Regions from separate parts of the Homo sapiens genome. Here region 1 is linked to region 2. A link is an interaction called in ENCODE POLR2A ChIA-PET data of the cell type or tissue named here. Cell type or tissue: B cell. All regions are shown on one strand. Region 1 overlaps RCOR1 (REST corepressor 1). Region 2 overlaps AMN (amnion associated transmembrane protein).

Region 1 (5,000 bases), 300 kb after region 2:
TGTAAAAAAAATTTAAAAATTAGCCAGATGTAGTGGCACAAATAGTCTCAGCTACTCAGGAGGCTGAAGTGGGAGAACTGCTTGAGCCCAGGAGTTTGAGGCTGCAGGGGGCTATAATCACTTCACTGCACTCAGTCTAGGTGACAGAGTGAGATCCTGTCTCAAAAAAAAGAAAAGAAAGAGGAGAGGAGAGACGAGAGAGGAGAGAGGAGAGGGGAGGAGAGGGGAGGGGAGGGGAGGGGAGGGGAGGGGAGGGGAGGGGAGAAGAAAGGAAAGGAAAGGAAAAGGAAAGGAAAGGAAAAGGAAAAGGAAAAGGAAAGGAAAGGAAAGGAAAGGAAAGGAAAGGAAAGGAAAGGAAAGGAAAGGAAAGGAAAGGAAAGGATAGCATGCAGTCAAAATCAGTCTTGAAAAATTCCCCTTGCAGGGGGGAAAAAAGAAAAAAGAACGAAAAATCCTTCAGGAAAGCTCTCTATTAGAAACCAACAAACTGGCCGGGCGCGGTGGCTCGCGCTTGTAATCCCAGCACTTTGGGAGGCCGAGGCAGGCAGATCACGAGGTCAGGACATCGAGAACACGTTGAAACCCCGTCTCTACTAAAAATACAAAAAATGAGCCGGGCGTGGTGGTGGGGGCCTGTAGTCCCAGCTACTTGGAGAGGCTGAGGCAGGAGAATGGCGTGAACCCAGGATGCGCAACTTGCAGTGAGCCGAGATCATGCCACTGCACTCCAGCCTGGGTGACAGAGCGAGACTCCATCTCAAAAAAAAAAAAAAAACCCAACAAACGAAATTATTTCTCAGGAAATTCAAAGCCAATTTTTCCCTCCAGTGTTAAATTAAACTCTTTCTGTCATCATTCAGTGCCCACCAAGAAAATCTGATGGTGGCTCGGCACGGTGGCTCACGCCTGTAATCCCAGCACTTTGGGAGGCCAAGGCGTGCAGACTACTTGAGGTCAGGAGTTCAAGACCAGCCTGGCCAACATGGTGAAACCCCGTCTCTACTAAAAATACAAAAAAATTAGCTGGGCGTGGTGGCTCACGCTTGTAGTCTGTAGTCCCAGCTACTTGGGAGGCTAAGGCAGGAGAATCGCTTGAACCCTGGAGGCAGAGGTTGCAGTGAGACGAGATCGCGCCACCGCACTCCAACCTGGTCGACAGAGTGAGACCCTGTCTCAAAAAAAGAAAAGAAAAAAAAGAAAGAAAAGTAAAGAACAGAACAGAAAAGAAGAGTTGATGGGTTCTGCTTAGAAGCTATATTCAATTTAAAACATCACATGCATACTCAATGCAGTCACATTTTCACATTAGGAGAACTGCAGGAAAACAGATTCAAGATTCAAGGTCACACCTATGTGTTGTTTTCTCCAAGTTGTAGAGATGATAATGATACCCACATGTCCAGACTAGGTGAGGACAGTTCCAGTTTATGTCTGTCAACCTGACATAATTTTTAATAGGCCCCTTTTTATTCTCAAAAATAGTCTGGACTGGGCCGGGCGTGATGGCTCACACCTGTAATCCCAGCACTTTGGGAGGCCAAGGCAGGCGGATCATGAGGTCAGGAGATCGAGACCATCCTGGCTAACACGGTGAAACCCCGTCTCTACTTAAAAAAAAAAAAAATTAGCTGGGCATGGTGGCGGGTGCCTGTAGTCCCAGCTACTCGGGAGGCTGAGGCAGGAGAACGGCGTGAACCTGGGAGGCGAGGCTTGCCGTGAGCCGAGATTGCGCCACTGCACTCCAGCCCAGGCGACACAGCAAGACTCCGTCTCAAAAAAAAAAAAAAGGTCTGGACTAGTCCACTCCCAATGGACCTACTCCCACACCCCATGCAGTCACTTCTCACAGTGAGTTTGGGATGGTCAGAGACACAAAGTCATCGGGGAAATGTGACAGAAGTGATGATATACCAGTTCTGGGCCTACACTTCAAAAAGAACTGGCAGTTTCTGTTTCCTTCCTCTGGGAATGTTTGCCCTGAACCACTGCATAAGCCATCAGGTCCTACTGCAGACCTCACTGGAAAAGGAGAGGTCGTGAGACTACACAGTAACCAAGAAAAAAGGCCCAGCTGTTCCAGATCACAGTGGAGCAAGCAGATGACACCGGCCCCCATTAGCCCAGAACCACAACTGCCCACCTGAACAAATCCTCAAATACCAGCAGTTGTTTTAAGCCATTAAATCTGAGTGGTTCGGTGCACTTTCCTATGAGGGAGAAGGGGACTTCTGGAATTCTTCATGAAACAGTCCGGAGGTGAGTGGAGCTGGGAAATAACTTGAACCAGAAAAGGAAAGCTCCTTCGTGGTGACAGTCCCCACTACCCTTCTTATCTTCTGGATGAGGTATTACCTTCAGATCCAGGAAACTAACAGGAGGACCAATCCGAGGAAGCTCTGGGAAGGTGAAAGCTGAGAAATGTGTAAGGTGTCGTATTTCTGCACTGATCCCTGATAGGATTCTTACCTTTGAACAGTTGCTTTGAATGGAGTACATGCTAAGCAGATACTTTGAATCTATAAGTATGTATATGATTAGGACCTAAAGGGGTTGTCTTAGTCCCTTTAGTGTTCCTATAAAGGAATACATGACACTGGGTAACTGACAAAGAAAAGAAATTCACTTGGCTCATGATTCCGCCGGCTGGAAGATGGGGCATCTGGTGAAAGCCTCAGGCTGCTTCCACACATGGCGGAAGGTGAAGGGGAGCCAGCATGTGAAGAGGTCACATGGCCAGAGAAGCAGCAAGAGAGAGGCGCCAGCTCTTTTTAACAACCAGCTCTTGTAGGAACTAAAGGAGTAAGAACTCACTCACCCCTCACCCAGGAGGGCATTAATCTATTTATGAGGGTTCCAGCCCCATGGCACAAACACCTTCCATTAGGGCCCACCTCCAACACTGGAGATCAAATTTCAACATGAGGTTTGCTAAGGACAAACCACATCCAAACTATAGCAGTGGTTAAGTAATCTGCCCAAGACTCCCCACTTCTGCCTTACACAAAATAAGGAGGCATCTCTTTATCTAGGAGGTCACATATAATGTAATAATAGTCAAGTCACTTCAAGCTGAGTTCTGCCACTTACCACTTGAGGCCTCAAGCAAGACGTTTAAGCTCTCTAAATATCAGTTTTATGGTCTGTACAAAGGGGATGATGACATGTGTGGTGTAGGATTGTTATGAGGATTAAAAAGATGTTTGTAAATCTCTTTAACACAGTGCTGCCCTTACACTCACATATGCAGACTCGCACACACGTGGAGCTAGAAGCAAGGAGAGAAGGCTGCAAGGTGCCTTCAGAATTGTATCAGCTCATCCATGTTTAGACTACAAATAGCATTTGTAGAGCAATAAAGGTATTCTTTGTGGAGAGTTCCAGGCCAGACACCTATACTTTGTATACCTCCTGGGAAAAGCTCCTGTCCATTTTTTTTATCTCTATCACAAAGCTTCGAAATTCCGTCCGTATTTTTAAATAAACAGAAAACTTGTTACTGAGAGGCAAATTTGCACCAGGCACTATTCTAGAAGCAGTGGTGGGGGGGGGGGAGGCTGTTAAGGCAACAAGATTTTAAAAAGCTCTCCTCTCACCTCACAGTTTACCGTCTAGTTGAAGGAATCATACAATAAACAAGATAAATAAGGAAGTGTGTTAGATGACGATAAGAGTAAATGAGAAAAAAGAAAAACAAGGAAGGGGAACAGGAAGTGCCGGGGATGCAGCTGAAAACTGAGACAGACTGATGAGGAAAACCCTCATGAGAATGTCACATTTCAGTACACGTGGCAAGAATAAGGCCATGGGCTATGTGGATGGGGAGGAGGTGCCCAGCAGCAAGGAGGCACTTCAGGCAGATGAATGAGTGCAAAGCCCCCAACACAGAAGCCTATCCAGCTACGGTCAGGAAACAGCGTGTTGAATACAAAAATGAGCCAGGCATGTGGTGGCGCACGCCTGTAGTCCCAGCTACTTGGGGAGGGGCTGAGGTGGGAGGATCGCTTGGGCCCAGGAGGTGGAGTTTGCAGTGAGCAGAGATCATGCCACTGCACTCCAGCCTGGGTGACAGAGCGAGACCGTCTCAAAAAAAAAAAAAAAAAGAGCAAGTTGGCACCTCTGACTGCAGTAGAGAAAAGGGGAGGCCGAGCGTGGTGCCTCACGCCTGTAATCCCAGCACTTTGGGAGGCCGAAGTGGGTGGATCACTTGAGGTCAGGAGTTCGAGACTAGCCTGGCCAACTTGGTGGAACACCGTCTCTACTAAAAATACAAAAATTGGCCGGGCATGGCGGTGGGTGCCTGTAATCCCACCTCTCGGGAGGCTGAAGCACAAGAATTGTTTGAACCCAGGATTTTCATTGAGAAGTTCAGGTATTGGGCTTTCCCCCTTATTGGCCCATTCCAGAGGGATCCACTAAGAGGCTAAGAGTTTTATTAGTAAGGCTTTTTTTTTTTTTGGAGTTGCAGTGAGTCACTGGGCAACAGAGCAAGACTCAGTCTCCAAAAAAACAAAAAAAGAAAAGAGAGAGAGAGAGAGAAAAGCGGGGGAGCGGGTAGTGGAGCTGAAGCCAGGGACTAGCTCTTATAGGGACTATATTGGCATCCTGTTCTAAATGTCAAGTGAAGAAAAGGTTCTGTAATGGTTAATTTTATGCATCAACTGGACTACAGCATAGAGTGCCCAGATGTTTGGTCAAACATTATTCTGGGTCTATCTGTGACAGTGCTTTCAGATAAAATGAACATTTGAATCCGTGGACTGAGTAAAGCAGACTGCCCTCCTTAATGTGGGTGGGACTCATACAACCCACAGAAAGCCTGAAGAGAACAAAAAGGCTGAGTTTAAGAGGGAACTCCTCTGGGTCTCACTGCTTGAGCTGAGACACTGGCTCACCTGGCTCTCGTGCCTTCGGACTTGAACTGGAACTTACCCTGTCAGCTATCTCGGGATTCCAGATTGCCAGCTGCAGATTTTGGGACTTCCTGGCCTTCACAGTCATGT
Region 2 (5,000 bases):
CCAGCTCCTCACCCTCCCCTCACCGGAAGGCGGGGGAAGCCCCACTCCTAGTTCTGGGTTCAACTTCGCAGATCCCAGCCTCTGGCCGCCCAGGTGACGACCAGCGCTGCCTCCAGCAGTGGCCAGCTAGACCCCTCCCATGTCCCCCAGTGCGAATGCGGCGCAAGGCTGGGCTCCTAGTCCTCATGGGCGGGGCCGGTGGCGGCATAGCCAGGCTGACAGCAGGTGCAGGAAACACCTTTACTGAGTAAGGCCACCCTGTCCTTGGCCCCCGGAGGAGGGGGAAAGGAAGGGGAGGTTTGGGGGCTGGACGAGGAGGTGGCTAGCCCCCAGTTCGACTGGGGCCAGAGCGGGTGGAGAGCCCCAAGGTCGACGGTCAGGCGGCCGCTCAGGCCTCGGCCTCGGCCCCGGCGAACAGAGGGTTGACGAAGTAACTGTGGCTGGTGCTGTCTGCGGCCGCCTTCGGAACCAGGCTGAGCCGCCGCGGCAGGGGCTGCGGGGTGACAGGGTCAGGCGGCGGTCGGCGCCGAGTCCCGGCCCCGAGGAGGCCCCGGTCCCCCCTCCAGCCCCCTCACCAGCTCCTCGGAGGCCGTCACGTCGAACACCGGGTTGCGGAAGCCGAGGGGCGCTCCAGCCGGGGCCGCCGCCTCGTGCCTCCTCCACCTGAGGGCGTAGCGGGGACGCAGCGTGAGCCCCTCGGAGCAACCCCCAGCCCCACCTCCGCGCCCCCGCCCCGCGTACCTGAGCCTCCCCGCGCGGCGCAGCAGCGGCGGCGCCACCAGCAGGACCAGCAGCGCCAGCAGCACGGCAGCCGCCACGCCGCCCGCCAGCCCAGCCGCGGAGCTGCCCCAGACGTGTGCGCCCGACTCCCGCATGGTCGCCTCCAGGACGCCGAGGGCCTCGCCTGCGACGGAGGGGCCGGCTCAGTCTTCCCCGCGGCGGGGCGAGGCGCGGCGGGGCGGGATGGGGCGGGCGCGGTTACCGTTCTCGGCGACGTCCGCCAGGAGGGCCCGGGCCAGCCGCCCCGCTCCGCCTGTCTCGGGCCCATTCTCCACCAGCACCACCTGGATCTCCGTATCGGCCTCACGGAGCCGGGACGAGCGTGGCACCTTGGACACGGCCACCTGCAGCCCGTGGTACTGAGGCTGGGGAGGGGGACGGGGTTGGTTTGACTCAGCCCCCCGCCCTCCCCGAGCCTATGGGGACGCTAAGGGCAGAGGCAGATAGTGGGCAAGTGAGCAGCCGCAGGGACCCTGCAGAAGGGGCGTCCTAGGCGGAGGCGGTAGGGCTGGGGTCGGGACTCCCCTCAGCTGCCCGCGCGGCCCCATTACCAGACCCAGGAAGGTGTCCAGTATCCGCGCCCGGTACCGCTCCAGGTCAAATGCGGGGCCGTGGGTCAGCAACACAACGGCTCCTGCGGCGGGAGGGCAGGGGTCAGCGCCGTGGATCCGGGCCCGGCAGGAAACTGAGGCGGGGGACGAACCTGGTCCTCCAGGCCTTCCCAGCAAGCAGGGCCCGGCGGGGGCGCTTACCACAGAGGTCACAGCACTGCCCCTGGGGCCGGAGGGCGCTGTGGCAGGCGGCCTGGGGGCAGCGGCCGCCCAGGGGCTGGAGCAGGGCCGCGCAGATCCACGGCTGCGCCTGGTGCGAGGGGCGGTGGTCAGCGCGGAGGGCCAGAGCGGACCGCAGCGAGAAGGGCGATGCCTCCGAGAAGCAAGCCGGCGAGAGACCGTGGGAGCGCAGCGGCCCTGTCCCGGGCACAGTCCCGACCCTCGCGCGGCCCCCGCGACTCCACTGCGGCCTCGCTCACCTCCGCGTTGCCGCAGACGCAGCCCGACGGGTCCGCGCAGTCCTCGGGGCCCACGCTCAGCGCGCCCGGCCCGTGGAAGCGTAGGCGGCCCGCGCGGGACGCCAGGAAAACAGCCAGGTCCTCGTCGCGCGTGAACGTCTGCGGGCAGCCGGGTCCCCACCGGAGCCAGCCCGAGGAAGAGACTTCACCTGAGTGCTCAGACCCAACGTGTGCAGACCAGGAGGGGCGGGGTCGGGCCGAGGTGGGGAGAGGGGACCCGAGCCTCCCTCCCCTCAGTGCTCACCCGGCCCAGAGCCGAGATGCTGCGGACACGCACGGGGCTAGCGCCAGGGCCGAGCCCCACGCGGAAGGAGGCACTAGGCGGAAAGAAGACGTCGTCGTGGCGGCAGGGCACGCGCTCGGCGTCCACGAAGAAGAGGCCAGGTGCCTCGTCCCCAGAGCGCCACAGGTGCGGGTCATGCCAGGAGAAGCGGTCAGAGTCGCGGAAGACGGCAGGTTCGCCTGAGCCGGAGCACATCCCTGAGCTCCACGGAACAAGCGCCGCGCCACACCACGCCACGCCACGCCACGCCACGCGTCTGAGCACGACCTCCCAAGCCCCGCTTCGGGACACTTCCGCCACTCCCTAAACCACGCCCCCGGAGGCGCCCTCCCTCCGGTCCTCGCCCCCCTCGACGCGCCTTCCCTCCAGTCCCCGCCCCTGAACATGCCTTTCCAGAGCCCCGCCCCTGCCCGACCGCCTCACCCGCGCCACAGTCCAGGTGCGAGCCCACGTCTGAGACGCCGAATCCGGCTCCTGAAGCCAGGACGAGTTCCCCATCCAGCGGCAGGAGCTGCAAGAGACACGGGCTGAGGCGGCGCCACGCGGGGGTCCGGGCCTGCTCCGCGCCCACCCCGCCCCCAGTCCCCTGGGACGAGAAGCCGAGACCCTGTGCACGGAAGGAGCCCGGGCGAGCTCAGGCCCGGGGTCCTCGGCCTGGCTGAGGCTGGCAGAGGAAGCGGATCTGGCCTGGGAAAGATGGGGCCGCGTGGGCAAGGCCCCGAAGCGGGCACAGCCCAGTGTCCTGTCCCTGAGCTGGAGGTCTCACAGGCCAGGGGCAGAGCCGGAGCCGGGGAGCGAGACGGAGCCGTGGGGAGTCTGGGGCGGAGGTGACTCTGGCCAGGGCCTGTCGCCTCCCCCCGTAGCCCCTTGAGAACGTGCACAGGCCCAGGGCTCCCAGGTTCCAGGAACTAAAGTTTCGAAAGTTGCCCGGCTCCTGGGGAGTCTGAGGCCGCGCTCTTGGTGTGTGAGGGAGGGAGGGAGAGGCTGCATCTGGCGGCCAGGGGTGCAGGAGGAGGCAGGGAGTGTAGCGGGGAGGTGGAGTTGCCCCTGCTGTTTCCTATAGGCTTGGGCTGGGCCGTGCAGCTCCCGCACCACAGAAGTGGGGCCACAGCCCAAGTCTCGGGTGTCAGCAGAAATACGGGGGGTCTGACTGGCCGCCCCTCACTCCCCCTCTCCTCCAAGTGCCAGGACCTCAGCCTCCTGCCTTCTTGCTTCTGCACTTCTCCCTCAGGGGCTGAGGGTGAGCGCTGGGCCAGGGCAACCCTTGCTGCCAGGTTGTGAGGGGCTCAGCACAGCAGGGCGCGCCCACCCGAGGCAGGACCCACTCTTCGGCCCTTCCAGGAGCACTGCACCTGAGCAAGAGGCCAACACCCCCAGCGACGTGAGGTCACACTTCAGTTCCGTGCACACCTGAGGGTGTGGCACTGCCAGCAGGGCAAGTCCCCCCACAGGTGCAGAGGTGGAGCCGTGGGGACGGAATGTGTCATAGCTCAAAGCGCCTCAGGAACAGGGAGGGGTTCCCAGGAGGAAGCATACCAAGAACACCGTTTTTTAAAGAACGAAGGGGAAAAATAGAAACGTAACATAATAGTTGAACAGACGAGCACAGTAGGTAAGGCCAGGAGTTTGAGATCAGCCTGGTGAGAAACATAGTGAGACTCCATCTCTACAAAAAATTTAAAAATAAAAAGAGGATATAATTTTTAAATATAGGGCAACATTTATAATAGAAACCAAACTTAAGGCCAGGAGCGGTGGCTCATGCCTGTAATCCCAACACTTTGGAAGGCCGAAGCGGGCATATCACTCGAGCCCAGGAGTTCAAGACCAGCCTGGCCAACATAGTGAGACCCCCATCTCTACAAAAACTACAAAAATTAGCCGGGCGTGGTGGCACAAGCCTGTAGTCCCAGCTACTCGGGAGGCTGAGGTGGGAGGATTGTTTGCGCCCAGGGAGGTCAAGGCTGCAGTGAGCCGTGATCACGCCATTGCACTCCAGCCTGGGCAACAGAGTGAGACCCTGTCTCAAAAAAACAAACTTAACAAAGTATTGATGAATTAACCAATACAATATAAGACCTCTACAGGGAAAACTTTAAGATGCTAAAGAGGCCATGGATGACCTGAAATATTTAGAGAGAGTCCGTCCATGCTCTTGAATGGATGGCTTGACAGCATAAGGCTGTTATTTATCCCAATCAAAATTCCTGTAGTCTCAGCTACTTGGGAGGCTCAGGCAGGAGAATCGCTTGAGCCCGGGAGGCAGAGGTTGCACTGAGCCGAGATCACACCACTGCACTCCAGCCTGGGTGGCAGAGCAAGACTCCATCTCAAAAAAAAAAAAAAAAAAAATCCAGGGTTTTTTTGGTGGTGGTGGTGGTAGTTGTTACCTGGCAAACCTATTCTACAATTTATCTGCAACAATGAGATCCACAAAGAACCTTGGAGCAGGAGTGAAGGGGATGGATATTAAGCCATCCTGCAGAGCCACTGTGTGGATAGTGTAGGGTCGGCAAAGCGGCCTGTGGACTTGAAGACAAGGCTCAGAGAGACCCACAACACCCAGGCACACGACGGATTCCAGCAGTGCTAGAACAAAAGGGCAAGGCGGAGGATGCTGGAAGCTGGGTTCACTCTAAGGAGAGAAACACAGCAGGAGCCCTCGCTGGTGCACGTGCCCCATAGGTACACAGTCCATTACCATTGTGACTGAGGAGCAGACGCGATTCTCAAACGAAACAGAAAAAACACAGTTCTAAGGTAAGGCGTTTTGCATTAGGTCGATTAAAATGAAGGTTTCTGTTCAGCACAGGACACTGCAGGCAAGTCCACAGTGAGCAGACTTGCAAAGCCTCCAGCCAAGGCAGG

What was found. Peaks named below come from ENCODE experiments on the same cell type or tissue, not always from the same donor. Only the 100,000 strongest peaks of a DNase experiment are listed, where the experiment ranks them.
Region 1: POLR2A ChIA-PET joins it to region 2 with 6 read pairs; 2 of 35 experiments call an interaction of 5 or more read pairs at or near these places.

Annotation. Positions count from the first base shown.
Region 1 is chr14:102,627,994-102,632,993 of GRCh38, reverse strand. All of the region lies in intron 2 of RCOR1 (REST corepressor 1), which reads right to left. Among named protein-coding and RNA genes, the nearest start is that of RCOR1, 38 kb to the right of the region's middle. In B cell, no CTCF peak of the experiment used is centred here; no DNase peak of the experiment used is centred here.
Region 2 is chr14:102,926,069-102,931,068 of GRCh38, reverse strand. It overlaps AMN (amnion associated transmembrane protein), which reads right to left. Exons shown (of 12, transcript NM_030943.4): 4 at 2,556-2,643; 5 at 2,094-2,311; 6 at 1,811-1,948; 7 at 1,533-1,641; 8 at 1,332-1,414; 9 at 983-1,145; 10 at 742-904; 11 at 576-663; 12 at 227-493. The coding sequence ends at 389. Among named protein-coding and RNA genes, the nearest start is that of AMN, 5.9 kb to the right of the region's middle. RefSeq lists silencers at 792-1,051, 2,581-2,770. In B cell, no CTCF peak of the experiment used is centred here; DNase peaks (open chromatin) are centred at 1,228, 1,638 and 2,458; H3K4me3 peaks cover 2,821 bases; H3K27me3 peaks cover 2,381 bases.